Regions from separate parts of the Homo sapiens genome. Here all the other regions are linked to region 1. Evidence: chromatin contacts called from ENCODE Hi-C or POLR2A ChIA-PET data. All regions are on one chromosome and are shown on one strand. The core of a region is the stretch at or near the end of the contact, and the rest is flanking DNA. Distances in the headings are between cores, read along the strand shown.

What was found. Hi-C counts contacts between places; a loop is a spot of excess contacts on that map. ChIA-PET counts read pairs that join two places held with the same protein, here RNA polymerase II (POLR2A). Pooled maps may share reads with other maps.
Region 2: a loop to region 1 is called in a map with no recorded cell type, with 17 times the contacts of the local background. The contact joins two enhancer-like sites. A Hi-C loop is called at or near these places in 8 of 37 single-sample maps with no recorded cell type and 9 of 50 pooled maps. POLR2A ChIA-PET finds 5 or more read pairs at or near these places in 1 of 52 experiments (PC-9).
Region 3: a pooled map shows a loop between it and region 1 (6-fold over the local background). The contact joins two enhancer-like sites. A Hi-C loop is called at or near these places in 6 of 37 single-sample maps with no recorded cell type and 10 of 50 pooled maps.
Region 4: a loop to region 1 is called in a pooled map, with 8 times the contacts of the local background. The contact joins two enhancer-like sites. A Hi-C loop is called at or near these places in 5 of 37 single-sample maps with no recorded cell type and 10 of 50 pooled maps.

What each region holds. Positions count from the first base shown.
Region 1 is chr1:65,808,341-65,815,884 of GRCh38, forward strand. The region is part of intron 1 of PDE4B (phosphodiesterase 4B); the gene reads left to right. Among named protein-coding and RNA genes, the nearest start is that of PDE4B, 19 kb to the left of the region's middle. RefSeq lists an enhancer at 3,832-4,061. Within about 2 kb of position 3,819, at least 2 of the 41 ENCODE cell types and tissues checked have a DNase peak (open chromatin) inside an H3K27ac peak, as active enhancers do.
Region 2 is chr1:66,393,251-66,400,794 of GRCh38, forward strand. No RefSeq gene overlaps it. Among named protein-coding and RNA genes, the nearest start is that of SGIP1, 140 kb to the right of the region's middle. RefSeq lists enhancers at 4,053-4,232, 7,086-7,544. Within about 2 kb of position 3,328, at least 5 of the 41 ENCODE cell types and tissues checked have a DNase peak (open chromatin) inside an H3K27ac peak, as active enhancers do.
Region 3 is chr1:65,251,624-65,259,167 of GRCh38, forward strand. No RefSeq gene overlaps it. Among named protein-coding and RNA genes, the nearest start is that of DNAJC6-AS1, 54 kb to the right of the region's middle. RefSeq lists silencers at 2,467-2,966, 3,057-3,126. Within about 2 kb of position 2,753, at least 14 of the 41 ENCODE cell types and tissues checked have a DNase peak (open chromatin) inside an H3K27ac peak, as active enhancers do.
Region 4 is chr1:66,346,135-66,353,678 of GRCh38, forward strand. All of the region lies in intron 8 of PDE4B (phosphodiesterase 4B), which reads left to right. Among named protein-coding and RNA genes, the nearest start is that of SGIP1, 180 kb to the right of the region's middle. RefSeq lists enhancers at 4,095-4,144, 5,737-5,826, 5,837-5,886. Within about 2 kb of position 4,182, at least 24 of the 41 ENCODE cell types and tissues checked have a DNase peak (open chromatin) inside an H3K27ac peak, as active enhancers do.

The DNA.
Region 1 (7,544 bases), core at 2,569-5,068:
TAAAGAAATTGTAGAGACAGGGTCTTGCTACGTTGCCCAGGCTGGTCTTGAACTTCTGGTCTCAAGCAATTCTCCTGCCTCAGCTTCCCAAAGTGCTGAGATTACAGGCATGAGCCATTATCCTCAGCTGGAAGAGCATAAATGTTTGAAGGCAGACAGTATAAGGCATAGTGAGGGAATAGTAAGTCTAGACAATTTTCCACATAGGTGAGGAATGGGAGGACGTGTTTGAAAGGTGGGCTGAGATCACACTGTGAACTTTGAGCATATGAAAGTGAGTTTTAGGAGGGGGATCTTTATCTTAATGGCAGTGGGGGCCCTCTGAAATTTTTGGAATTCTGATGTGGTGGGACCTGACAAGTGTCATGTAGTAGGAAATTTAATAGCATTGGAAAGCATTGGAAATGAATGTGGGTAGTACAAAAGGTTTCTATGTGTATCCTGTACTTGGTAAAGGGTAGAACCTTTTCAGTTATGGCTGATTTGTGTTTAGAGGGACATATAATCAGTTGAATGCTTCTAGTACATGATTGTTGTTATTTTCTATTTCTCAGAAAAAGACAACTTAAGAGTAGCTCATTTTTTGGACACACAGATCAGGCTTTTACAATATGTTTAGGTTTTAACAGAATAACAGAAAGTGGAATTGTTTTTTGAACATGTTATGTGGTGTGTGGGTAGATATTTAGTCTTTAGAAATGCAAAATGGGCTGGGCGTGGTAGCTCATGCCTGTAATCCCAGCACTTTGGGATGCTGAGGCGGGTGGATCACTTGAGGTCAGGAGTTCGAAACCAGCCTGGTCAACATGATGAAACCCCGTCTCTACTAAAAATACAAAAATTAGCTGGGCATGGTGGCACGGGCCTGTAATCCCAGCTACTTGGGAGGCTTAAGCAGGAGAATTGTTTGAACCTGGGAGGCAGAGGTTGCAGTGAACTGAGATTGCACCACTGCAATCTAGCCTGGGTGACAGAGTGAGACTCCATCTCACAAAAAAAAAAAAAAAAAAAAAAAAAAAAAATTGCAAAACGAATTCAGAAGATGCATCAAAAACAACCTATAGAATTGCCATGAGATCGTCAGCTTTGCCAAATGACAGCAAACATATAATTTCAAATGGAAAATACACTCATTAAGCCATTTAGACTAGTGAAGTTATATGTGTTATATTTTATATTCCATTTGTATATGGACTCATTTTTCATATTGAAATATTAGCATAAATGAGGAGATCTAAACACTGCCTTCATTTGATTGGGAAATTATCTTAAGTACATGATATAGGATATTTAAAGAGGCTTTAGCATTCATAGCTTGGAATTGGATAGTTTATGGTTATTTTCTTATTTTTGTTGAAATTTAAACTGCACTTTCTGAAATAGCATTTATTATACTTTCAGATATCATCTGTCTTGACTAGGAAGTCAGTCACTGAATGAGTAATTTTGTTTCTGGTATTACTGCCTGACAAACTGATTTTCAGAGATGGTCATAAAAGCAGCATTAATGATCATTTTTAGAGATAGAATGACAAATATCTTGATAAATCATGCCTTGTGCTTAACTTATTTATGAATAGTTTCTGCTGTGGATCTTTTTGGTGCTCTTAAAATGCAGTTAAATTTGTAGTTCAAGAATTGAATTTTTATTCTTCCAGTAATTGCAGCCAAGGGCTGCACTCTCTTTCAGCCTAGATAAGCCACAGTGACATTCCTAGGCCAAAAGAAGGATGCTTGTTGAAAGCTGGTGGGCAGTGAAAAGGACAGGCAGTGTATAGCTTCCCTTTCAAATGCAGAAACAGGGCTTCTCCAAGGTGGAGTGTTGATAAATTATGGGATATTCCAAAAGTCCTTAGTCCACACTTTCTGCTCTAGCAAAGGTAATTTTTGCTATTTATTTTGACCTAAGTACCTTTATAAAGATTTTGTTTTTTCCTCTGGAGGAAGGTAACTAATATTTATTGAGCACTCACCATGTGCCAAGCATCTTAGGAAATGCTTTAAATGCAGTCTCATTTAATTCCTACTATTACCTTGTGATGAAAGCATTATTATACTAATTTTGAGGATGAAAACATTAAGCCTCAGCCAAGTAATTTGCTTAAGTTTATATAGCGAGGGCTGACTTGTTTTTTTTCTTTCACCAACCCAAAGTCTATACTTTTTCTAGTGCCTGCTTAAGACTCAGTATGTTAAAACTTTAAAAATATTTATTGAGAGTTTCAGTATGTTCCAGGTATATAACTTAGATATATTTATTTTCATTTTAAAGATGAAGAAATGGAGAGGTTCAGATTAATACTTTTTTCAGCATTACACAGAGCCAGGATTCAAACTTAGGTCTATCTGACTCCAAAGCCTATGCTCTTACCTACCACATTGACTTGTAAGACTTTTTCTTAAAGGGTTATATTTTAAAATTATTATTAATATTTACAATTATTTTCTATTTAATTCTTTTCTTAAGTACATAAATGCCATAAGTGCTACCCCCTTTTCATGCAAATATAGTGAGTTAATGTGGAGGATCTACTACTAAATGCCTTTAGGATTCTGCTAAACGCTTCGAATACGTTAGGGTTTCTCAACCCCAGTGCAATTGATACTTTGGGCCAGATGATTCCCTGTTTGGGAGACAGCCTGTCTCGTGCATTGCAGGGTGTTTAACAGCATCCCTGGCCTCTACCAACTAGATGCAAACAACACTCTCTTTTCCCCCTACCCAGTTGTGACAACCAAAAATGCTTCAGACATTATCAAATATCTTTTGTCAGAGAGGAAATCACCTGAAGTTGAAAACTAATGGTCTACATTATCTCATCTTATCCTTAGAACACCCCATGAGGCTCATATCATTATGATCTCAGCTTTACACAATAAGAATAACTTGCTCAGGGTCATATGCTGAGAAATAGTATCTTCAGGGCTCAAATTGAAGGCTTACCTATGACTTTGGACTAATTTTTGTTGTATTTCATGGACTACGTCTTGTCTTCAAACTTAACTTGAGCATCCTCAAGGCTTGGCTATGTCAGATTCTCCTTTTTCTTTTGCCCCAAGGGCACCTAGAAAAGTACTTAATACCCAGCTGTGCTTTGACAGATGTTCATTAAGCAAATGACCCATTTTATGTGGGTCATATTTAAATAAGCATATTTTAAATAAAATAGAGCTGAGTGCAGTAATTAAGAATCAGACACATCACAGGTTTACATCTCATTCCTGCCATTTATTAGTTATAGGATCATGGAAAAATTTTTGACCTATTTGATTTCCTCATTTGTTTGTGACTAATAATCCCTCCTGTGGATAATGTGAGGAGTGAGTTAACATATAAAGTCATCTAGCATAGTACAAGACACAAGGTTACAAAGTTAAGTACATGATAGCTACTAGTAATACAAATAATATTAATATTAATGATAGTAAGGTGGCTTGGATTTTCTCTTTATATTATGACATAATTTACATATACTTTTATTTCAATAAATTTAGAAAAAAATTTCTTGTCTGCCTAAGACAACTTGAAAGCTGCTGTTTCATTAACGTTAAATAAAAATTACATGAAATATAAAATATACAGAAGGTAAATGAGGAAATTAGGGGGAAAAAGTAAAGCCAAACAAACAAACCAAAAAAAACCCCAGGACCATTAAAAGACAAAATTAACATATTGTAGTACTGAGGTTTCAGTGAGGAATTAAGCTTAGTTCCTTTCATTTCACTAAAGAAGTTTTAACCCTTGTGGTGGCTCAAGGGCTAGGGCTTCTTTTGGCTTTGAGAGCAGATGAATTGACTCATCCCTGACCTCAGCCCTCAGCCTTCTGCTGATTTGGCATCTCTAGCTTCCTTCCCCGAGGTCTGACCTTTTGCCTCATTTCCTCTGACTCAATTTTGGGTTCTGTTCTTGGCTTTCAGTTTCTGCTCTGAGAGTTCCTTTTCTAAATTTCTGGGTCCTCTTGTAGGTTAGTTACTCACTTGTTTCAGTTTCTCTGCTGGTCTCCTTCTTAGGGTATGGCCCTCCATGCTCTGCCACACCTGGGTTGCATCAGCTGCTCAAAGGCAGCATTTCTCACCTGCTGCTGCTCTCCCTGATCCAGGGCCAACTTGGACAAATCCCTTCCAAATGTAATTGGCCATAATCATGTAGGTTTTAACTATAGGTTGGTGGCATTAAATTTCCAAGACAGTAAAATGTCAGGGTGGAAATTCATTGTTTTTAGATACTGGAGGGACTTTCTGTGTTTTAAATGCCTCTCAATTATTTTTTTCATCCATTGGCACACTTTGGAATGTTAATATTTGTAGTAAATACTGAACTACATAGATAATGCTGTTTGTGGTTCTAGGAATTACATGCCTATCCTAGGGACTGAGGGGACGACTGTCTCAGCCTCCTATATGATATTATGTATAGAAATGCACTGGTTGAGAAGCTCTATTCTAAAGTCTCCATGAAAACACAAATAGATAGCACTGGGCAGGGGTTGGGAGAGAGTATAACACCTTAAACAATTATTCTCTAGCTTCTTTATTTCTATTTGCCTGTCAACTGCTTTCTAAGGGTCCTAGACAGCCCTGGAAAAGTTGCCCCAGGAATACAAAACCTTAAGAATGAAGATAAGGACACTAAAGTTTCTGTAGGGGCTGGAGAGGGAATACCTAAATCTATTCTAAGACATGTTGGGAGATACTAAAACTGGAACGAGATTGGGAACAGGCAGAGAGTTAGGAGGCTACCGAGGGAGTTCAGGAATGAGGTATTGAGGGTTTGGTTTATTAGCTGCTCACCTGTAGAGGAGTGAGTCACTTATTTAAATTCATACAGAAAATATGTAAGCATATATGGTGGGTTGGTTGTTAATACTTTGTCAAATGCATGCCACTTAACTAATCGTGGGAGGTCACTATAATTACCATTTAGATGTGAGAGGTATACGGAGGGAGAAAGAAGTCAACAGTAATATGCAAGTTACTATTTTAATTAATTGGGGGAATTGAATTGCCATTCACTAAAGAAAGACTAAGAAAAAGATACAGTTTTGCTGGGGGAAATGGCATGTTGAGTTTTGAACGTGCAAGTTTGAGATATTTTTGCCATATAAAATAATACCTATCTGAAAAGTATTTGGAAGGTGGTCTGGAACTCTCAGGAAAAAGCCAGATCAGAGTAAACAGATTTTAGAAGTGAACAATATAGAGATCTATACATTTTCATTGTGGGCCCTGGAAATCATATTCAAAATAGTATGAAAAATGTGTGCCAGTGTAGTTTTTCTGAGGAGGGGGTCCTCTATAGTTTCAAAGAATCACTGCTACAGATAGATGAGATAGGTAAATTAAGACCTTAATGGCAAATGGGTAGAAATTATGATTTTTAAAGTAAAAGAGGAAAATGAATCAAGGATAACTTCAGGGTATTTTTTTCTTTGGCAGCAGTGCAAGAGTAGGAGAAGAAATTGGTTTGTGAAGCTATGGGGTTAGAAATACTGAATTTGAATTAGAATGTAGCTTTGAAAAATAATGTGTCCAATAGGCAGTAGGCACTGCGGCAAAAAAAAAAAAAAAAAAAACAACAGTTGAGAGATCTGGAATATAGATTTGTTTGTCTTCAGTGTTATGCTGATAATAGAAGCCCTGAGTGTATGTGAGCTTTAAGCCAATTATTAGACTAAAAAGAGAACAGTGAAGAAGTCCAAGTTTTGAGCTTTGGGTATTACCCAGAGTCGAGAGCCAGGTGAACAGAAGGGCTGGGGCACTCTGGGCACTTGACAGAAAATTCAGTCGTGAATTGACTACAGCACATTGCTTGCCAAAGCCTTGCCCGAGGCAGCTGCTGGTTGATGGAAACAGCTCAGGGTGTGTGTCAGCACTCTTCCTCTAGCTGGCTGGACTGGTAGTCTTCAAATCCTTTTGCTCCCTCATCCTTATAACAATATTTAAGTCACATCATCTTATTATATGTACATATGTTTAGATGCTGTAGAGAATATGTGAAAACAGAAATTTATGAAGATGAAATACATTGATAAAAGATGAATGTAATATATATATTCTTATAACCAATGGATTATTTTGTGCACCTTCTGTAATGCTTTTTTTTAAAAGAAACTTTATTGAGATACTGCTTAAGTACAATAAGTTAAACTCATTTAAAAGGCTACAATTTAGTGACTATTGACAAATGTGTTCAATTATGAAAACACCACAATCAAGATATTTCCATTACTCTCGAAAGTTTCCTGGTGCCTCCTTGCTGTCCATTCCTCTCTCTAACCCATCCTTTGGCAAACACTGATCTGCTTTCTTTCACTGTGAATTAGTTTTAGTTGTTATAATTTTATATAAATAGAATCATATAGTATCTGCTTTTTTTTGTTTCTGTCACTCAAAGGATGCTTTTTTTCTTATTGCTGTATGGGATATAGCAAAATGTCTTTATACATTTACCTGTTGATTGTCATTTAGGTTGTTCCCAGGTGTAAACTATTACAAAAATACCAGCTACAAATTTTTTTTTGTATAAGTTTTTGCATGGATATATGTTTTTATTTGTCTTGAGTAAATACCTAGTTATGGAAAAGCTTGATTTTTCTAGGTAATTAGAAAGTGCTTGGCTATGCAAAAATTATTGCATTTCCCAGCAAAAGTGTGTTCATTAATTCTTCATTCAACACACATTTTATTTATTTATTTATTTATTTATTTATTTATTTATTTATTTATTATTATTATACTTTAAGTTTTACGGTACACGTGCACAATGTGCAGGTTAGTTACATATGTATACATGTGCCATGCTGGTGCGCTGCACCCACTAACTCGTCATCTAGCATTAGGTAATCTCCCAGTGCCATCCCTCCCCCCTCCCCCCCACCCTCAACACACATTTTTAAGCAAGCATAACTTGTGCTTTAAGAGCCAACATAAATATTACATCTCTGCTTTTGAAGAAATTTAATTTAAGATATATAAATTTGGAAGCCATATAGATGATTAAGTTGGTGTTTCAAGTCACGAGACAACACAATTATTTATCAAATGGTAGTTCAGTTTGGGAATAGAAATTGAGTACTGTTGGCTCTGTAAGTGAGAAAAAATACAACCAAAATTAAAAATTAAACTGAGAATAAATGCAACATGGTATCCTGGATTGGATGCTGGAATGGTAAAAGGACCTTAGTGGAAAAATGGCTGAAGTGTGTATGGAAACTCTGTACTATCTTTACAACTTTTCTGTAAATTTAAAATGATTTGAAAATAAAAAAGTTTATTTTTAAAAAAAGGTTCATTGAGAAACCAATTGTAAAATTAGGAGTTTCTGTTCAATAAAATTTGTCCTGAAGCTAAAAAAATTTAAACTGAACTAAACATTTGATCATATATGACAAAGATACATTCTTATTAAATAAAATGCACTTATCAGTCAATAATAACAATCCTACTCTCTTCAAAGAATATTGGACAAAGTATATAAAAGCAATCAGTAAAAGGATTCATACATATTGCTATATAAGGAAGGAACCATATTCACCTGCCTCAAG
Region 2 (7,544 bases), core at 2,078-4,577, 580 kb after region 1:
GCCTTAGTCCTGCTGCCCAAGAGACCAACCCGCGCCTGCATAGACCTCTGAGCAGATTCTGAGTTCCTTTCAATCTGGAAGGCTGCATGCCTATTTGAGAGGTGAAGGAATTGAGGGAATCTGCAAATTCTACCCACCTCACATCCAAATACACCATGGTTTTCCACTCCTGCCCTAACACTCAGATCTCCTTTATCTAAAAGTAGGTGTCAGTAGTAGTAGCAGTGGTGCTGGGGTCATTCCATAGATTACAATGTGAACGGTAGAGTTGTGGCAGATGGTGGCCTTGGTCTGGGAGGACTTGAAGGAGTCTGCCATTGAAAAAGGGCAGAAATGTACAGGCGTGCCAAGCAAAAAGAACCATGTGCAAAGGCCCAGGGCTTTGATACCGTGTGATGAGAAGTTCAGCAACGTAGGGTGTGGGGGCAGGAAGGATTGACATCTGATGTGGCTGGATTGTGAAAGGCCTTGAAGACTATGCGAGGGAGGACTATGGGAAGTCAACAGCAGGGTGTGGGAAATGGAAGGGAGTGGCAGGTGGGAACAGCGGGGGCTAGGCCCTGACAGAGGAGGAGCCATGTACCAATAGGGGATTGGGCAAACTGGACCAGCAGATAAATGGAAGTACATCCCTGATGGACTGCAGCCAAATTCAGCCAACAGCCCCAGCTCCAGGCTCAGGCCAGCCTGGACATAGTGCAGGAGGATCTAACTGGCCAGGGCCATCTCCCCTGCCCCAGCTGCATATTCCCCTCATGTGGCTCAGAGTGGACAGCTAATAGGGGATCTGTGTTTCAGAAGAAAAGGATGAAACAAGGCCATACCAAAAGAGGAAGCAGCAGAACTTTGCTCAAAAGAGTTATCAGCTGCAGGGAGTCTCCAGAAATGCTGAAAGGAGGCCTGGACAACAACTGCTTGACTGAGCACAGCCAGCTCTGTTCATGGATGACAGACATGCTTCGGTGGCCAGTGAGCTTAGAAGACAGAGGCCTGTGTTCACGTCCCAGCTCTGCCACATCTATAGTGATGGGCAAGTCATTTATCCTCTCCAACTCTCAGTGTTCTCCACTTTCCCTGTCAAAAGGGCATAATAATGGTCTCTATTTCATATGGCTATTGAGACAATAAAACAATTTATTGCATAGAACATTAATAATTCTGAAGGATTGTTGTTAACTTTTTAATCTTCTTCTTTCATCTTCCGGGGACCCAGATCCATTATTTGTATTTGTATTCCAAGAGAAGAGGAACGGGTATGTGAACAGCCACATATTGGGTCACTTTACATGAACTACCCTCTGAATTCTCCCATGGGCCCCACAAGAAGGGCATTAAGATCTCTCACGGGCAGAGAAGTTGAAATTCAGAGAAGCAAAATCACCTATGTAATATCCCAAGCTAATTTAAGGCAAACAAGTAATTCTGTCTACCCCCAAACTCCTGCCTGTCCACCAACCAGACTGCCTTCCCCAGCTCAAATCTCCACAACCTGTTAGTGCCACCTGCCCCTGTACACCTGCTGCCACGGGAACAAGGGTCCCATCCCCTCAGGCCTCACGCGGACCGGGAACATGGCCTTTGTTTTACTGGCAAAGCTGACCCAGGCCAGGACACAGCCAGATCCACCATCCCTGGGCTCGGGACTATTGTGGGTCACAGATATCCCTTTGACAGTGAGATGTCACACCTGGAACCCACTACCTAGCAAAACATAAGAATTTGGAGTAAAACACCATTTTTAAAAATCTACATGTGCCTTTATCCCACAGGGAGTTCCTGAGGCTTCAGGGAGACTTTCAGGGGTCCAGAGAACCCAGAGGGATAAGGGGCTGGGAGTAATTTTAATGGTGTAGGATCTCATAGGATGGAGTGAAGTGGAGAGTTGCGGGAGGCATTTTTACACTGCTTATCCCACAACACTCTCTAATATGGTTTAGCCCTTTCACCACACAAAGTAAGAAGCTGACGGTTAGACACACAGGGGAGAGGCTGCTTCATATGGCAGAAAGAGCTGGGACTGCCAGTCCATGAGATGTTTGTTACAGTTCTCATTTCTTTACTTATTTTGCTGGGTGATCTTGGGCAAGTGGCCTAGCTGCTGTTACAACACAACCACAATGATAACTGCCATTCATTGGGTGCTTCCCAAGGGCTAGGCCTTGTCCTAGCCTCTGAACGTTTATTATTGCATTTCCTCTTCACAATAACCATAGGAGGTAGCCATGATTTTCTCCCTTTCGTGGATGAGGGTTGAAGCATGCTGCAGACTCAAAGCCCCTCCCCAGGGCTCTACATCTACCGTAAGGCCACCTTGGGCAGACACTTCTCCTTTATAGAGCAGGGAGCCTCTGACAATGCAAACGTCAATGTCAGATAATTTTTTTTCTTTTAACAATCGTCACTCTGGATGATGCTGGGGTGGTGTGTGTGTGAGGAGTGTTTCCTAGAGAGACATTCATGACAGTTCTTAAGGTCAGGGGCGGTATGGCTGGAGCCACATTTGTGAAATTTAATCACCAAGATTCCCCTTCTTTCAAAAGAGTAGAGCTCCTTCTTCTCCTTTCCAGGCTCTCTGTTTCCGGAGCTTTGGGCTTTACTCTCTAAGAGTTTCAGATGTGTTGAAACTCTGTAGAATTCAGGGGAAATCTTGCTGGGTCAGAGCCTGCACAGTTATCCCTCTGGGAGTTTCCAGCTTTGTGTGGGCTCAATGTCAACAATTTTTGTTCGAGAAGCTCTAGAGCTGGCCAAAGGCCAAAGTTACCCTGGCCAGGTTGTTGGTGAGAAAACTTAAAGGTTATACTTCTATAAGAAGAAAGAGAAATTGTCTTAGCCACAGGCAAATGACAAATGTGTACAAGGGTTTTACATTTGCCATCTCATTCAGCTTCCACACGGGAGACAGGGGATAGTATCCCCATTTTAAAGAAGAGAGAATTGAATTGGCCAAGGTCACCCAGATAATAGTAGAATTGGGAGAGATTTTTCTTTTCAAAACCAGCTCTTCATTGCCCATCGTTCCTTGCTAATTCTCCAGCTGAGACACAGGATCATGTTGCAGTATAAGAACATACCAGACTAGCTGGGATTAAATTTTGGCCTGACTGTGGGCTAGTTACTTAATCATTCTGAATCTCAGTTCCTCATGCATGAAATGAGGCTGAAATTACCAGTATTTGCTTCACAGGGCTCTTGTGAGTTTTCAATGGGTTAATATGGGGGAAATCTTAGAACAATGTACATGACATAGTGTCAGCTATTTTAATCATATAACTTGATTTAAGAAATGCACTGTTGTTTTAGCAGGTATATAGTGTACACTAGGGGAAGGAAAATAATTCTCAGACAACAAATCAGACTCTGTGCCGGGTGGGTGCTTCAGACTCATAACTCATTTAGAGTGTTACCACAGTCCTATGAGTGAAGCACTTAACAGATGAGGAAACTGAGAAATAATGTGCAATGTGACTAATGTTGCTCAGCTACAGAGTATTCGAGCTGGAACACAAACCCCAGGCTGACCCTAGCACTTCTACCTTTCCCTCTGTCGTGGTGTCCGACGCCACTGGATGGAAACGAAGCAGCCCAACAAGAAAGCATGTGCTGGAAAACACATATATGTGACTAGAGGACCACCAGGGAGGGAAGGGCTGCCATCTTACTAACGTTGCCTTATTTTACAAATAAGTTATTTCCTGACCTAGTCTTCTGTACATTTAATTGTGATTAATACTGAAAATTAAAATGCACAAAGCACAGAGGAACCTGGTATTTCAGGAGCCTCCTGTAATTGATTCAGAATTTGAAGACATTCATCTGTATTTGTTGTTTATTGTCTTCCTACTATGTGCTGGATCTGAGGGTTAGAAGGTTAATGGAGGAGTGACACAAAGATTAAATAATGACACACTGAATGGCATGTTCACTAATGATGATAAGCACCATTAAAGACAGCTGGATGGAATTTAAAGGGGTAGATGGTAGTCTGGTCTGATCTAGCCAAGGGCCCAAGAGACAGCATGCAAAAGTCTAAAGGAAGAAGAGAAGGAAAGGATAAATATCACAGACAGAAAGAAAAGCATGAGCAAAGGCTTTATGGCAGAAGGAGCATAGACTATTTGAGGAACTGAAAGATTCTCTCTGTGTCTAGACCACAGAAAAAATGGGTTAAAGAAGTTCAAGATGAGGTTGGAAAGGCAGGAAGGGGCCAGAGTATGCAGAACACTGGTTATCATATAGAATCGGTCTTTGTTCTAAAAGGATGGGGAGGGATTCAGATAAAAAAAATTAAGATTTTTTTACAAGGGCTGTAAAATTGCAAGTAATCTGTTTAGGTTATGATTAACACAACATCATATCATTGTATTATATACTAACATATGGTTAGTATCCATCATATTGTGAAGGTATGACAAACAGCCTTCAACTTACATCCAATTCTGAGGATAATTAATGGCTATGGGAATAATGTGTTGAGACTCAGTGGGTATATCTGGATCCAGTAGGAATGAATACTATTATCCATTAACAATATAGGCCTGTCCAGGCACAGTGGCTCATGCCTATAATCCCAGCCCTTTGGGAGGCTGAGGGGGGCAGATTGCTTGAGGCCAGGAGTTTGAGACCAGCCTGGCCAACATGGTGAAACCCTGTCTTTACAAAAAATACAAAAATTAGCCAGGTGTGGTGGCGCATGCCTATAGTCCCAACTACTCGGGAGGCTGAGGCATAAGAATTCTTGAACCCAGGAGGTGGAGTTTGCAGTGAGCCGAGATCGTGCCACTGCACTCCAGCCTGGGCGACAGAGAGACTCTGTCTCAAAAAACAAAACCAAACAATGTAAACCTGGAATAGACTGAAGCTGGGTGTTCTAACTGTGGCTGCATAAAGCAAAGGGGCTCTGTCATAAGACTGCCCCAGGTCTGAATCACAGCTGTGCCACTTGGTATCTGCTGGAACTTGGGCAGTTTACTTAGTAACTCAGAATCTCAGCTTCCCAAGCTGTAAAATAGACATAGAAGTACCCATCTTCAAGGGACTTTATGAGGATTATTGGAGTTGAAATGTTTAACAATTAGGCACATGATGGACTTCATAATAATAAACTTTCTTAATGTATAAAGAGAATTTGGAAGTATAATTGCAGAATATTTAAAGTTGAAACTACCTTAGGGTAAGTGGGAAGGAAAAAACAGAAAGGACAACTTATTTCAACTTTTCTCAACATAAGTTATCTTTAAGTATGAGTGCTACACAATAGACCTTTACAAAAACAACCAAGAGGGCAGGTGTATGCTCTGCATGCATTCATTCACCAGGTTTGGTAAATGAGTTACCCATTTACCCCGGTAGTATAAGAGATTATTAAACTGTGGCACCAAAAGACAGACATACTAGATGTTGGACACTTGAGCAAATTTGTAAGCTGTCCATCCAAATTTTTAAGCTGCAAAAAGGAAATTGTTAGAAAACCATTAGATGACTTGCACACATTGAGGAGATGAGACAGTTGGGATGCTGAAGATTAAGAGGATTTGTGAAGAGGATTTCATCAGAGAGAGGTGTTAGTGAACAGAGTCTCAGATAACTCCCGGGTTTTAACTTTTTCAGGCATAGTGCCAGGTACAAAGTTGATATTCAACAAGCATTTATTGAATGAATGATTGAATGAATAACTGATATATCACTATAACCTGAAATAGGTAAGAAATAGGGAAAGAGCATTAAGAGTCTTTAATCTTGAGGCTGCAAATAAATTATATCACATAAAATTAAGAAAGTTGGCTGGGGGCAGTGGCTCCCATCTGTAATCCCAGCACTTTGGGAGGCCAAGATGGGCGGATCACGAGGTCAGGAGCTTGAGACCAGCCTGGCCAATATAGTGAAACCCTGTCTCTACAAATAATACAAAAAATGGCTGAGTGTGGTTGCTCATGCTTGTAGTCCCAGCTACATGGGAGGCTGAGGCAGAAGAATTGCTTGAACCTGGGAGGCAGAGGTTGCGCTGAGCCGAGATCGCACCACTGCACTCCAGCCTGGGTGACAGAGCGAGACTTTGTCTCAAAAAAAAAAAAATTTTAAGAAAGTTTGCAGGTGTGATGAGGGAGCCAATTTTTATAATCTTTGAAGAGTATGGAGTAAAATTATAGAAGACTAGAAATAGTTTCTCCTTTACAAAAAAAGCTGAATTTCAGAAATGATAAAACTGTGCCATTAATTTTGGCAAAACACTAAAGTGTATTTCTAAACAGTTAGTCATGAAAGTAGTCTTCACCAGGAGCTAGCATTTGTCTGTTAGGGTTACTAGAGTAGCCTGAACAGGAACATACTAAAAATAATGTATTCTGATTTTAGGGAGAGATTTGATAGCTGGGTAATTGCAAAAATGTGGTTGCAATGATAAGACAGGCATAATTGTAGTTTGTAACTACCTTACACAAATTCATTAATGGCAAATTAGTCTAGATGGAATCCCTAGATTCAGGATGTAGAGTAGTGGTTTGCAGTCCTGGTCAACTGTTAAACAAGGAAACTTTTACAACACATCAATATCTGCCTCCACACTCAGAAATTTAGATTTTTTTTGTCTGGTATGGAGTCCAGCCATTTGAATATTTCAAAAATTCTCTAGTGTTCTAACATACAAAGTTTTAATCACTATTTTCTTAATGTTCTATTCTTGGCCATGGACTTTACAATATATTTTTAAGGAACATATTGAATGAAGACAGAAAAACTCCTTGTGTTGTGTTTGTAGATGAGTCAAAACTAGAAAATGATGACATTAAGCCTGAAATGAGCAAACAAATGAAAACCTTCAACAAGACAGAAAAATGAGCAAAGACACTCACAAAGTAAAATGTCTTGTTACAGAGGTATTTTGCTAATGAAATGAGTCAACACGTAGAAAGAACTTAGAGCAGAATTAGGTACATGCACACTCAATACATTTATCACACCAAATCCTGCTCACCGTAGGTCAGCATTCTCTCCATATTAGAGAAATGAAGGTACAAAGAATGTGCCCTTCTAGCCTAAGATCATGCAGTAAGTTGCAAACCTGGGCTTCAAACCCAGTCCTGACTCCAGTGTCCAAGTTCTTATTTACTATTCTGAGTGTTAGTGTGAACTTTGATTTTAGGACTGAAAGGGATGTTAGAATTTACCTCAGACATTTTAGAGAGAAAAACTGAGGTTTGGAAAGGTGAGTCATTTGCCCAAATGCACAAAGATAGAGAATGGTAGAGGAAGAAGAACGAGGAGGAGGAGGAGGAGGAGGGGGAGGAAAAAGGAAAGGAAAGCAAAGGAAGGGAAGGGAAGGGAAGGGAAAGGAAGGAAAAGAGGACAAAAGGAAGGAAAGAAGCCAGGTCCTGTGTTTAGGGACCTTTCCAAATCAAAGGAAATCTGGGAAGGTTCTAACTTATTTCACGGAAAAGGAGTGCATCAGGAGGGAAATCCACAAGAAAGCTTTGAGAAATGCTCTCAAAGAGGTTCTGACTCTCACAGGTAGTGCTAGACGTTTCTCAGTAATCCTGAGATCAGTCTAT
Region 3 (7,544 bases), core at 1,503-4,002, 560 kb before region 1:
ATGTCTTTTCATCTTCTTAACAGGGTCTTTCACAGAGCAAAAATAATCTTGATAAGGTCCAACATATCAATTTTTCCTCTTATTGTGCTTTTGGTAACAAGCCACAGAACTCTTTGTATAGCTCTGGGTACTAGAAAATTTTCTCCTATTTCTTTCTAAGTTTTATAGTTTTACATTTAAGTCTAGAATCCATTTTGACTTGATTTTTGTATAAGGTATGAAGTTTGGGTCCTGGATTTTCTCTCTTTTTTTTTTTTCCTATGGATGTCCAATTGCTCCAACATCATTTGTTGAAAAAGCACATTTCTTCCACTGAATTGCTTTTGATCCTTTGTCAAAAATTAGTTGGACAGATTTACGTGGGTCCATTCTATTTCTGGGTCTTTATTCTGTTCCGTTGATATGTGTCTATTTTTCTGCCAACACTGCACGGTTTTTGAAATTGTACCTTTACAGTAGGCTTCAAGTTTGGGTGGAGTGATTCCTCCCATTTTATTTTATATACACACACCTTTCCTCCCCAACCCCCAATCATTTGAAGGCATGTTAAATGCATCGTGGCTCTTTATTCCTAAATGCCTTCGTGTGTATTTTCTTTTTAAATTTTTTTTTATATTTTTCAATTTTTAATAAGAGAGACAAAAGGTTTCACCACATTGCCCAGGCTGGTCTTGAACTCCTGAGCTCAAGCCACCTGCCCACCTCAGCCTCCAAAAGTGCTGGGATTACAGGCGAAGCCACCGTGTGGGGCTTCAGTGTGTGTTTTCTTAAAATAGGGATATTTTCTTACATAATCGCAGTGTAGTTATTAATGTCAGCAAGTTTTTTATTGATAAACATTTTTCTCTAATCTGCTACATATATATATATATATATACACATTTTTGTAAAATTAACTCAGTAATGTGCTTTAGAGCCTTAAAAAACAAAAACAAAAAACTACAAAACAGTGTCCAGTCTAGAGTCAGGTGGTATTGTATTTAGCTGCAATGTCTCTTCTGTCACCTTTTTTTTTTTTTTTTTTTGAGATGGAGTCTTGGTCTGTCTCCCAGGCTGGAGTGCAATGGCGCAATCTTGGCTCACTGTAACCTCCGCCTCCCAGGTCCAAGTGATTCTCCTGCCTCAGCCTCCCGAGTAGCTGGGATTACAGGTGCACGCCACCATGCCCAGCTAATTTTTGTATTTTTAGTAGAGACGGGGTTTCGCCATGTTGGGTCTGGAACTCCTGACCTCAGGTGATTCATCTGCCTCGGCCTTCCAAAGTGCTGGGATTACAGGTGTGAGCCACTGCATCCAGCCCAGTCACCTTGAATCTAGAATATCTCCATAGCTTTTCTTCTTATTTTATGACATTGATACTTTTGAAGAATACAGCACTTCCCTGCTCCTTTTAATAGTGGATTCCTCATTTTGGGTTTATCTGATGTTTCCCCATGATTAGCTTCATGCTGTGCATGTTTGGCCAGAATACTCCATAGATGATGTGTCTTTCTCAGCATATCACATCTGCAGGCATTCGATTTTCACCTGTCTCCACTGGTGATTTTTTTTTTTTTTTTTTTTTTTTTTTTTTTAGATAACGTGACTCTGTCAGCCAGGCTGGAGTGCAGTGGCACCTTCTCGGCTCACTGCGGCCTCTAACTCGCTGGGCACAGGTGATTCTCCCACCTCAGCCTCCTGAGTAGCTGGGACTGAAGGTGTGTGCCACCATGCCTGGCTAATTTGTGTCTGTGTGTGTGTGTGTGTGTGTGTGTGTGTGTGTATGCATTTTTGGTAGAGACGGGTTTTTGCTTTGTTGTGCAGGCTGCTCTTGAACTCCTGGGCTCAAGTGATCCGACTGCCTCAGCCGCCTGAAGTGCTGGGACTACAGGCGTGAGACACCGTGTCCGATCTCCACTGGTGATTTTAATTTTGGTCACCGATAGAAGCTCTTGTCTGATATTATTTGGGCCTACAAAAATGGCAATTTCATAATTTGACCTAACATAAAACCTTTTTACTGAGGTTTTAGATATCTAACCTGTACTCTCTGACGCTCGGTTTCCCTATCTGTTGAGTTTGGAGATTGTTTCTGCCCCACGAGTATTACTGGAGGGGTTAAATAAGATGATGTATGTAAAATCTGCCACATAAAAAGCATTCTATAAATATTAGCTATTATTATTGCAGCCAGGTCGTGTTCAAGGGCATTGGTTTTGATCTTCCTCTCAGTCTCTCCCAATTCCAAGCAAAATCTCAACAGAGACCAGTGATGGCATGGGGATGGGGTGAGGGAGCCTCACTTCTGCCATCTCAGTTTCCTCATCTGGAAAATGGGAAACGCCTCCCACACCACGGGGTTGCAATGAGGTTTCATGAAATGTGTGTAAAAGTAACTGGACATAGAACAAGTTCTTAAAAAATCATGTGGGTGACTAGTAATCTCTTGTATTAGGAAAACAGGAATATCTGTCAGAACTAAAACCACGTTCTAACGTGATGTTTCATTTTGAGGCGGTAGCACGGTGTGAGTAAACATCGTCAGAGTCTAGGGCTCTGGAATTTCTTTAGCGCTGTGTGATTGTGGGCAGATGCCTTACCCTCTCGGAGTGTGGAGTGTATGGTTTGTAACAGGGAGATAAAACGGGTGAGAGCCCCCTAGGACTCCTGTGTTAATAAAGGGTGCTAACGGTGCCCCCCGAGTGAGCGGCGCGGGCCCGCGCGCACCCGCACGCCTCGGGCGCCAGGCGCCGCCGTGTGGGCGGAGCCGGGCAGCCTCCCCTGTCGGCGCCAGCCACGGCTCCCGGCCCCAAGCTCCGCCCCCGGCGCGCATCTCCCAGCAGCGGCCCGGCACCTGGCAGACGCGCGGCGGCGGCGGCGAGCGGTGGCGCTCGGCTCGGGCGACCGCGGCGGGGGAGGGCGCGGCGCACCGATGGGCGCCACTGAGAAGGGAGGCCAGAAGAGCCGGAAGCTGTTTTCCTTGCGGCGGCCGTGGAAGGCGACCCGGCGGCTGTGGAGGCCACGCTCAGCTCGCCAGGCGGCGCAGGGTGAGTGTGGGCGCGGCCGGTCGGGACCTGTTACCCTGAGGCAGGGGCGCAGCGGCGGCGGGGCCGTCCCCGGCGGTCTCTCGGGTCGCGTTCCCGGCCCTGGGAGCCTGGATGCCTAGGCGACGCCCGAACCCGACCCTCGGTCGCGGGTACCGGGACCGCTGGGGAAGCGCAGGGGCTGATGTCGGCACAGTCTCCTTTCCTCTAGCCCCTGCTCGTTGCTTTGGCTCTGGACACAGGGAAGCCACGGTGGCGCGGCGACACAGCCTCACTGAGGTTAGCTTGTCCCCGGCCCCCAGCACCTGGCCTGGCGCCTGCAATGCAGTGCCTACTGGGGGAATGAATCAGAACCCGAGGCTCCCTTCAAGGTCCTCCCGCCCTGTACCCACCTCCTCTCTACCTGCCTGCGGTGATTTCGAAGCTCTCGCCACGATAAACTATTTCCAAGCACACTCAGTCCTGTCCTCGCCAGGGCCTCAACTCACAGCCAATCACTGACTCACTCCATTCATTCATTCCACAATTTTTATCGAGCCCCTCCATCTGCCTTGGCCGGAGAACACGATGGGCAAAGCCCGGATCTTGGAACTACTTCTAGAGAGGAAGACAGACATTACACACGCAAAACAGAGAAAGCCCGGTACACATTGCTATGTGCGCTTAGAGGGAATCAGTCTGCTGACAGAGGAAAAAAGGCAGGTCCCCGAGCTTCCATGGCAGGCGGACTGGGAAGGCCTCTCCGAGGCATTGCAAGTCAGCGGAGACCCGAGGACTGACTAGGAGTTACTCTAGCGTGAAGCCGAGTAATAGAGAATAGCAAGTGGAAAGGTTCCCAGAGTGCCTGAATTGAGCAAGGGGAAAGAGAGGGATGCAGGGCCTGGATCGAGGTCTGGGCAGAACATGAAGAGGAGTTCGGATTTTATTCTACGTGAGCTGGGAAAACACTGAAGTGTGCTAAGCAGGGAAGTGACCTGATCTGGGGGCTCCCGGCTTTTCTCTGTCTGCAGTGTCCATGCTCGCATCTCAGCCTGCCGGATTCCTACCCTCCTGCCAAGACTAGCACAAATGCAGTCTCCTCGCTGAAATCTCTGTGGTTCCTGCCACCTGTAACCCCTCCTTTAGCATTTCGTCACCTGTAGAGCGTTTGTCACTGTTCATCTGGTATTAAAGATTCCACATTCTCATCCATTTCATCTTTGCATCCCCCACGAGGCTAAGTGCAGGGCTTGGTACTGTGTAGATACTGCTTATGAATGTGTCTTGTCTTGTCCTTTTTGTCTGTTTCCATCATCTGAGGATCCTTCCTCTGGGGGGTTGACATGCCTTATTTCTAAAATGGCCGACCGGATGCAGGGCAGAGCCAGATTGCACCAGGACCCTGCCATCGATATAGTCCCCCTCACCCACCCCCGGTGTTTTGAGGATTAAATAAATTAATGAATTAAACGAGTTAGTAGTTATAAAGTGTTAGCACCTATTAAGCATTATAAAAATAAATTTGAAAATGACCAGCAATAATTATCTTTCAAATATTTATTTATTGCATTGGAAACAAGCTTTTCTATTGGTGGTTGTTAGGGAGACTCTGCAGCTTGTCATTGTCATCTTGCCGGCTTTTAAGTATGTGTTCCTACTTTTTAAAAGTCAGTGCACCAACAAAATTCTTTCCATACTGTCATCAAGAACTATTGCTGAGGCCGGGCGCAGTGGCTCACCCCTGTAATCCCAGCACTTTGGGAGGCCAGGCGGACGGATCACTTAAGGTCAGGAGTTCGAGCCCAGCCTGGCCAAGGTGGTGAAACCCCGTCTCTACTAAAAATACAAAAATTAGCTGGGCGTGGTGGCATACACCTGTAGTTCCAGCTACCTGGGAGGCTGAGGCAGGAGAATCGCTTGAACCCAAGAGGCAGAGGCTGCAGTGAGCTGAGATTGCACCACTGCACTCCAGCCTGGGCCACAGAGTGAGATTCTGTCTCAGACAAACAAACAAAAAGAACTATTGCTGAAACTTAATAGGGCCGAAGGCTGACCACTTTTTATCATGAGCTTGAATGAGATCGATGATTGCAACAAGTATTCCTTGAGTGATAATTACATGCATAGTGTTATTCCAGATGTTGTGTGAATGCTTACAAAAGAGGAATAGATGAATATTGCCACTGTAGTAACTTGGATTAGAATAAGTGTTCTAGTTTTATAATTTTTATTTTAATTTTTAAAATCTTTAAAGTTCCGGGATACACATGTAGGATGTTCAGGTTTGTTACATAGGTAAAGGTGTGCCTTGGTGGTTTGCTGCACCTATCAGCCCATCACTTAGGTATTAAGCCCAGCATGCATTAGCTATTTTTCCTGATGCCCTCCCTCCCCTGCCCTCACCACCACGGGCCCCATTGTGTGTTGGTTCCCTCCCTGTGTCCTTGTGTTCTCATTGTTCAGCTCCCACTTATAAGTGAGAACAACTGGTGTTTGGTTTTCTGTTCCTGCATTAGTTTTATAATTTTTAAAACCAGATCTTTAGTGCCTATACAACCATCTCCGCTTCTGCGTTCCTGACCTAGCGTTTACTCACAGCTTCCCAGGGCTCATTGCCATCCCACACCTCTCTTTTCTTAGATAGGATCTTGGCTGCTCACTACATTCCTCTACTATCTATCTTCCCCTTCCCCCATAAGCCCTGGGGATAAAGCCATTATAATATCTAATGTTACATGATACTTGACATCTTATAGAATAGTTCAACTACAGGATTTTGTTTAGATCTTGACAATACTCCTGGAAGGAGAGAGGGCAGATGTTATGTATTTCCCCCATTTTATATATAAGGGAAGGTGAAACAAGCGGCACTAAGTGATATGCTGGAGGTCATGTGACTGGTGAGTGTCAGACTCAGGCCTGCCTACCTATACAACATGCTTTCTGCCACATCTCCCTCCACACATGAAAAAACATGTTTCAATAGCTATACTCATGGAAGAGGGAAGTAAAACGAATAAATATTATGCAATAAATCTATATCTCAATTTTATTTGATTTTTTAAAGTTAACCTGAATTTCTTATGATGATGTTAACATCACTTTGGGCATCTAGAATCATACACTTTGACATCACACAGGCTATGATTTAAATCTGCCACTAATAAATGGCACATTAATAAACTGTGTGATATCAGACAGCATCCTTAGTCTTTCAAAAATGGAGTTATATATTATCTGAAAAATGAGGATGACAATTCCTATGTCATGTAACTGTGATGATTAAATGCATTTCTGGTACATAGAGGTTCACAAAGGGCTGGTTATTTTTAAATTAATATTAGGTTTACTATTGTATGTATTAATATTAATAAAACAAAACCTAATATGGTTGAAAATCTAGACTATTCTTAGAAAATAGTCTAGAAAACCTAGAAAAGTCTAGAAATTATTAGCAAACCATAATATTAATATGGCTGAAAATCTGGACTACTATTAGTATACTATTGTTAGTATAGAATAATAATAGTCTAGATTTTCATAAGAGTCCAGACTACTATTAGTCTAGATTAATGCTTAGTCTAGATTTCAACCATATGATCACACTCAAAATATGTTTAAAAGTTCAGTGTGCTCTGGGAAGCAACCACAGCTGGAGGCTTCTTTGAGGAAGTTAACCCTTCTGGGTCAACCAGAAGGTCTTCTGCAGCAGCATCCATCTTTCTACCACCTTCTTCTTTTTCATCAGGAGGCTGCAGGGGAGAAGGAACATAGCTTCTAGGGACTCCTGTCATCTTTTCATGCTAACACTGTGTCCTGAACATAGCAGACATTCAATAAATATGTCTGGAATGAAAGATTCCTTTCATTTATATATATTTCCAAAGAGAATGACTCTGAAATTTACACTGTGAACATTTGTCACTAAAAATATAGCATAAATATCTAGAAGGACAATTACTGCATCAAAGTGTATATATATATATATAGTTTTGATTTTGAGAGATATTGCCAAGTTGACCTTTGTACATTTGTGCTAATTCAGTTTCTGCCAACAGTGTGTAAGCTCCCCGATTCCTTACTGAATATGGTCAGACTTTTAAATGCTTGCTAATTTGATGGGTATGAAATGATATTCCATGTTGTTTTATATTGAATTTTCTTGATGAATAATGAAGCTGAGTATCTTTTCACATGAATATTGGCCATTCTTGTGTGAACCTTTGTGAAAGGCCTATTGATGTCTTTCTCATTTCTTTAACTTGGGTTTTTTTTTTTTCTATCCATTTTAGGAACTCTTTAAATATTCTGGATATGAATTATTTGTTGGTTTAGAGGTCTAAACAACTTTTAAAAATGTACTTAATCATGCCAGTAGTTCTAAATGGGAATATGAACAAGCTGTGCTGAGTTGAAATTAACCCTCCAAATGCTTCCGTCCATTCCAGAGAACCATATTTTACTCAAATATCAAAGTCCGTAGGTTACAGAAAAGGGAGCAAATGACAAAAGCATTTTATGAGCAGTAGACTTCTCTAGCCC
Region 4 (7,544 bases), core at 2,932-5,431, 540 kb after region 1:
TGGAGAATAGCAGCCTAATTATCTGCCATCATTTGGTTATGTTTTTCATTCCTGGCATATTGGTGACACTCCTCTCACCTGAGCCACATATTCAATTAATTCATATGTGTTACCACATTGATCTTAACTGTGAAAATCTGAGCAAAATGCATACTTGGTGCAGTTATCCTCATGTCAGGTAGTCTGTGGTCAGTCACAGCTTTTAGTCAATAGATAAAAAGTTGTAAAGTGTCTTAATTTGAGAAAATTGGCTAAACCAAAGAAGCATGAATGGATAGTTACCAACAGCTGGATTTCTCCAAATAGACTCTTTTTTTACGGTTTAACTTAAGCATAAGACCATTTTGAGTTATGGTGCTTTTCATTTGACTTGCTTCATCTATCTTTCTGGCAATTCTTGTTTACGCTCCTTAGACTGGTGAATAATCTAAATGTCAACCAGAGAGTCTGAACTTCTATGAGTAACTCATGTGTCACATAATCTATGTGACATAGTAGTGCATCACACCTGCAGCAGCATGCTATGGGAATTCTGTAATTAATTATATATGCTGCTGTCAACAATGAAAAGAAGGTGTTCAAGTATCAAAGAACCAACTGAAACTTCCACCCAAAAGCAAAGCCAAAGTGAGAAAGGTACCATGAGCTCAGATTATTTTGAAATTTACAGATAAAACCTAGCTTCAAGTACAAATCCTGTGGAAGAAAGAGCACACACTTGGTCTCAGACACCTTGGCAGCCACTTCACATATGTTATTCCTAATCTTCCCATTTCAAAGATAGAAAATTCTAGTCTCTAAGAGACTCAATGACTTGCTAAGTTTCTCAGACTAAGTTACAGTACATATTTTATTTCCAGACTCAGTTGAATTCTCAGATGCTCCTATGTCATATTTTATTTCCGGACTCAGTTGAATCCTCAGATGCTCCTATATCATGCTGTTATGACGTTGGGTTAGCTGAGGTCACTGGTAAGGCAAACCTGCAACCAGCACTCCCTCTACTTCATGTTTGCAGTAGAAGCTGCCTCTATAAACCTTCCGTGAACCTAACAAACCTATGCATCTTGAGGTGCATTGTTGTTCAAAGCATCTCTCCATCTCTTCTAAATTATGATAGCTAATAATGGAAAACACAAAATACATAACAAGCCCAACTACCTTTTTTAATAGGATAAAATTGCATAAGAAATAGCTGTCTATGAAATTTATGTCTATTTTATGTTATGAAACTATTTTCATCTTTTATAGTTTTAGTTAATAGTTTATGTGTGCAAACCTCCAACCTGTTACAAATTTTCCTCAATTTGCCGGTGCATACTCTAGCTTAGGGATTACTGAAATATCAAAACAGATAATAATATATATGCTTTCAGGGAAGGAAAGGATAGATCTATGTAGTCCAAAGCTTTCTTTTATTTTTTTGATAGGCCCTAGAGTTGATCTTGAAAATTGCCAGATTAATAGGCTGTCCCAGCCCTGAGAAATCGCTAATCTAGAAGTGGCAATTCCCAAGGCAGGTTTTGAAGCATTCCATTGTCTTTTACCTCAAGGGATGTATGAAAGTCACTAGCTGAAATCAATACAATTAATAATAAATACAATGTATTCTACATGGTATTTTTAAGGGGTAGAGTAATAATCTCAAAAACAAGCTATGATAGATTTTTGTAGCTGCAAAAAATATTAGAAACTTCAATAAGGCAGGATTTAAAACAACCTAAGAGGTACTATAGACTGAAAATGGAATTAACTTCTTAAAGAGAATCATGACCAATACGTAAGGGTTATGAAAAGAAAGTATAATATTTGAGTGGTAGTTTCCCTGTTCTGTGTAACTACTTTCATGTCAGATATGAAGGTCCTAAAACATAGGTGTTATTTTTCACTAGTCAGGAAAGGACACTAGACTGGATGGTCTGTGGGTCTGATCCACAGTAAGTGTTCTGATTGCTGAAAAATACTATAAGTTGTAGAGCTTCTAGCTGCGAAATGTTTCAAAATAAACCTTTGTCATCTACTTTGGAATCATATTAATGCCCTGTGGCCTTAGAATTGACTCTAGAAGCTTTCAGTTAAATATTAGCCGTTATACCTGTACAGAAAAAGTTGTAGAAAGGCTTAAAAGGAAAAACAAAAGAGTGACTGAATAATGTACCTTGATTCCTTGATTTTTCTCAGTTACTATGATGATTTTTGTCATCTGTTGAAAAAGGTTTCTGCTAAATTTAATTATCAGATCATCATCTCAAATCTTCAAAGTTCCTTTTTTTGTCTTTCTCTATTAACAGACAAATTAAAAGGGAAGGATCAAGTATATGAAATGAAATTGTGATGCTCCAGGAACAGTTTTAGGTCTTACGTTTCTCATTGGAAGAAAAGTCCTCTGTCAAAAAGAAAATTTTGAAAAGTTTAAATTATCTAAAAATATACAGTGCCCCTAAACTTAACATATATAATGAGTGTATGGCCTGGAAATCCAATCTCTTCATAGGCTATTTGCACATGCAATATCAGGACCATACTTACAGTTAAAAAAAAAAAAAGATAAAGAAAATTCTTCTTTATCTGAAATTCAAATTTAACTAGGTGCCCCGAATTTTTATTTGCTAAATCTGGCAACCTTATATATGTGGAAACATAATATAGTTTATAAATATTATATATATAGTTTAAAATGCATAGTGAATGTATCAGTCTTTAGGTATAAATAGTTACAGTATCTTTTGTCCATTTGATTACATCACTGCAGCAACTTTCAGAGTTGAGAGAATGTTGGATCATGAGAAATTGCTATAAACATTCTTATGGGAATCACTTTGGGTCTAGGAAACGTCAATTTTTTAGTGTTCCAATAATGTGTGTTATATCATCTCTTGAGAAGTTTTCAGAAATTCTGAGAAAAATGGACAGCAGAAAAGGGTTAGATAGATAGGAAGAAATATGTAATAATTTGGGGAGCTGTTCAAGCCCTAATCTCATTTAGGAGATTAGTTATAGAGCAGCTATATTCAAATTTGTTTGATCTTTTGATATTTTTCAATTCTGTATGAAGGCATTAATGGTTTTTCCCTGCTTTGCCTTTTAATATGTCACTTGAGCAGAGACTTGTCCTCTAACTAGCAAGTAGAATTGATTCTATTGTTGCTTCATCATAATTTTTGATGCAGAATAATGGTAGATATATTCATGCTTGTTTTTCGTTGTATACTTACCTATTGATTACTACGTTGCTGAGCAGTTAAGACAAGAAGCACTCAATTCTAACATGTTTAGAAGAGTTTCTTTCTGATTTGGCACATGGACAGTGAGAATGATCTCACTGTGTTTGTTCCCTGGCACACCAAAGGTTTGCTGCAGATGTTAGTACAGCAGAACTTGTTTGCTAAGATGACCCATTATGGAACACTAGCTGATTAAGCAGACGTTAATGGACAATTGCATGTCCATTATTACTTCTTTGACCATGTTACCAACTCAATTCAATTGCACTTGCTTTTCAAATAAGACAAACCTGTCAATAAAGAAACTGGACATCAAGTTTCAAATGATTGGTAGAGTTTATAGGGAAACACAAAAAGGAGGGAAGAGATGAGATGCACATTGTCAAATAATCTGAAATGTTAAGAATTGTGGAAATTGTTAGTTTCATAAGGAGTTTTAGACAAGCACACTATATCCCTCATTCTGTTTATTTCTTTTTCATTTAAAACTTAGATTTGCTTTACTTCTTTGGGTCTTCATTTCTTCCCATGCAAAATTCCTGAAAGTCAAAAGGAAGATTAGAAGCTAGCCATTTTACCACTAAAGAAACTGAGCCCCAAGAAGTTAATTCAGCTTACCCAAGATTACATATTTGCTTAGGGCCAGAGCTAAGACAGGGACAGACTCTGTTTACTTCATTTCTCACTAAACTGTACCACTGCAGTTTCGACTTCTTTCTACCACTGAAGGCACAGAATGCACTGAAGGCATTCTGTGCCTTCAGGAGGAATTTTCAGCCCCTTCACTTTCCTGATGCCCGGGAATTCTTTTTAAGTTATGACTAACAAAGTATAAAACATGAGTCAAAAGTTAGTCCCTAATAAAGTCATTGTGACTTTAATGACTTCGGCAGTTGTTTCATTCTGCAAAAACAGGAAGATCCCACACAATAAGGCGCCTGTCTCACAGCTGGGCTCCTGCGTAGACGGCCACCCACAAGAGTAACTAACTGCTGGGGCTGCCTTCCTCTCTTTGACACCTTTTTATTCTCTGTTCTTACAGTTTTCTCCTACTGACCTCATCCTGAGGTTATCCATGAGAGGAAGGTACCTGCTTTAGCTAGTCTTTGATAGGGTGAAGAATAGTTTTAATCACTTAGGAGTCACTCCTAAGTGATTTTCAGGTCACCCTCAACAGGCCTAAATTAGTCTTAGAAGAAGCTCTTTCATGGGCTTTATACTAGCTTCCTGTGTTATCACTATTCTGGACTGTTTTATTCTCAAAAACATAAAATCCCCAAATTTTAGATTTGAGAAGAGCCTGCGATCATTCCAGTTCACTCCTCCTATGTGATTAGTTTAACTAAGAACTCATTACCAAGATAGTGCCTATCTTGCCTGCGGATCTTTGCATAAAGCTCAAACTAATTCTCCCATGAGAAATATAGAAAAGTGAAGAAGTGTCCTATCACTTCAGAAGAAACTGGCTCAGAAGAAATAATCTCTGTATGCAGTGTTAAAACTAAAGAAAAATTGAAGCCATCAAACAAAATGTTCCTATCAAGTGTAATTGAATTTTAGCTTTTATTACCTATTCTCTACTTTTAAAATAACTTTTCACTATTAAAGGAACTTATTCCAAAAATCAGACAATTTTATAGAAAAGGTATATTCTAGGCCAATAATATTAAATCACATATCTAGAAAATATACCTTCTTCCCTTTTCAAAAAATAGAAGCAATTTCTAGCAGTGTATGTGAATCTAATGTTGGGCATAAGCTTAAGAAGGCATCGGAGGAATTTTTTATTAGAGTTTATTCACAAATTTTGCTTGTCTGTGTTGAAAAGGGGCATTGGCCATTTCCTCTGGGGACATTATTTCTAGGTAGGCTGTAACAGGGTTTTCCTGTGAAGGCAGATTCTTAGGGAAAATAGTATCTGTGTACATGAGATGGTAGAGACACATTTATCTTTAAAATAATGTGTTCCTGTTTGTGGATTTCTCTACTGAATTTAATAAAGTAAATAATGCCCATTTCCTTCCAATCCAGTAACTCCTTGGGACACAGTTTTACCCAGGAGCTATTTTACCTTCGAGTCTGGATGAAACGTGTAACTTAATAAATAGATTCCAAAAGTCTTACACTATGAAACTCTGAGGGATGATAAATGCTTCCCTTCCTTTGTTATGGTCTGAAGCATTTTCAATTTGAGTTGTTTTCCTCAGTCATGTAGAGGGAGTTTTGTTTTCTGGGAAGTCTTGGTTGCTGGTAAATAATGTGTCCAAACTGTAGGAGGCAGCCACAGAATTTATCATACAAGTATGAAATGTTAGGGTTGATCATTCTCATTTTACACATGAGAGGTGATGTAACTACACAGGAGAGTGAGAGCTGAGAATGAAAAGTCAAGATTTGTCTACTACATTGTGGCTGCCTCTGGCTCAACAGAAACACTCCCATGTGGGAGTCAGATGCTGAAAGCCCAACTAAGCCTAGCTCCTCAACTGTCTCCTCAGGCTTAACTTCAAACATAATTCATATCTATTCTATTTCTTAATGTGTCTCATCACACAGTTAAACACTAGTCATACTAACTGGACTCTACATATACTAGAATGTAAAAGATACCCTTCCACCCCCCGCCGTCTGCTCCTTGAAGGCCATGTCTGCCTTTCTTAGTTTGTACAGAGCCCAACATAAATGGGCCCTTCATAAGTGCTTTTTGATGAGAGCAATGATTGCTTTCACATCAGTGTGGTTGGGCCCTCCCTTATGGAGGAGGAAAACCAACAGTTGTTGCTAAGCAACATTTAAAGGACTAGGTTAGTTTCTGACACTAAGTGACCTCCATTTGCATACTTCGCCATGTTGTGTGTTTTATGGTTGCCTTAAGATGACTATGTTTTTTGGTAGCATTGCTGTGCCCTTAGCAAAAGGCTCATAGGAGAATTAGTTTAAGCCTGGGAAGGAGGAAGGTGATATTCATCTGTTAATGACTTGCATGAGTACACTGATCCCTTCAGTAAACTATGCGGGAAAGGTGAGGAGTTTGGTTTATTTTCAGCCCTGCAGCTGAGAGCCACCTCCCTGATTCCATATTGAAAGTGATTGACAATGTATCCCAACAGGGTCCTGTGGCAATGGAAGACTATAGAAAGAAAATAAACAGAGAAATCTTTCCTCTTATAGCCTTTTATGATTCAGTTTCTACCTGCTCCTATCTTCTGAGCAGAGTTGCCGATATAGCTAGTAAAGAACTGGTCCTACCCTCTCTAGACTGTTTGCTGTTGTGGTTAAACAACATGCCCTAATATATCTATTCCTACTAGAATGAAAGCTGATTAAAAGCATGAAAAGAGTTTTTGTTTGTTCCTTTGTTTTTTTTTCACTGCTATATCATCACTCTTTTCCCTGGTCATTTTAGGTATTCAATAAATGGTTGGCAAATACGTGAAAAAAGGGCATTATTGAACTACTACAAACCTGATTGACTCTAAAACATTCCTAAGTATTTCAGAGAGACTAAAGGAGCCAAAATGAGACAATTGTTTGAATGTTATATTTGCCTAAGTCTAGTGCAGAGAAAATTATGGAAGAAATCATCTGTCTCTAAGCTTTTTACAACATATTTTTACAATGATCCAATTAAAGTTCACTTCTTTGCCAAAATTCAGCTTATCGGTCAGAGCATATAAACTTGTTTTCTTCAGCTTCTGAGTCTTCAGCCTAGGTGCCTGTCTTTTGAGGATTTAAAATGAGAGGCCATTGTGACTGAGCAGTTGTGTCTTTAAAACGAAATAATTTGGAATTCATGTGATTCACCTGGGATTCAAAATTGCACAGAGGTTCAATAAGTAAAATATGCTAGCTGAGATGATTGATTCAGAGATGCCTGGTTACAAACATATTGTATCATGGGAAACACACACACATACGCAAGCAGGGTTACCCAGAAGGAGGATGATTGGACATCTTTGAGAACAATGCCTGGTGCAGTGAGCCAGCAGGCAGAAATACTGGCTTGCATTGGCTTCACCTCCAAAAGCCAGGTCTCCTAGGCACAGGCGATGGCATGACTCCGGGCTTGGATGCTTGAAATAAAGCTATTGTTGGATGCGGATGCTCATTTGAAAGGGGAATGCCTCACAGGAAAAAGAGCCAATTGCAAGTTGGGGCTGTTGCCATGGTGCTTTGCTATTCCTTCAACTTGCTATAGATGAAATAAATCCTGGGAGTACAGGGGTAGGGTAACAGAGGGGAAAGATGAGGAGGGAAATGGGGTGAACCTGGGGCGGGGAATCCCACTGCAGTAAAGCTCTAGTGTTTCCCCTTGCCTGT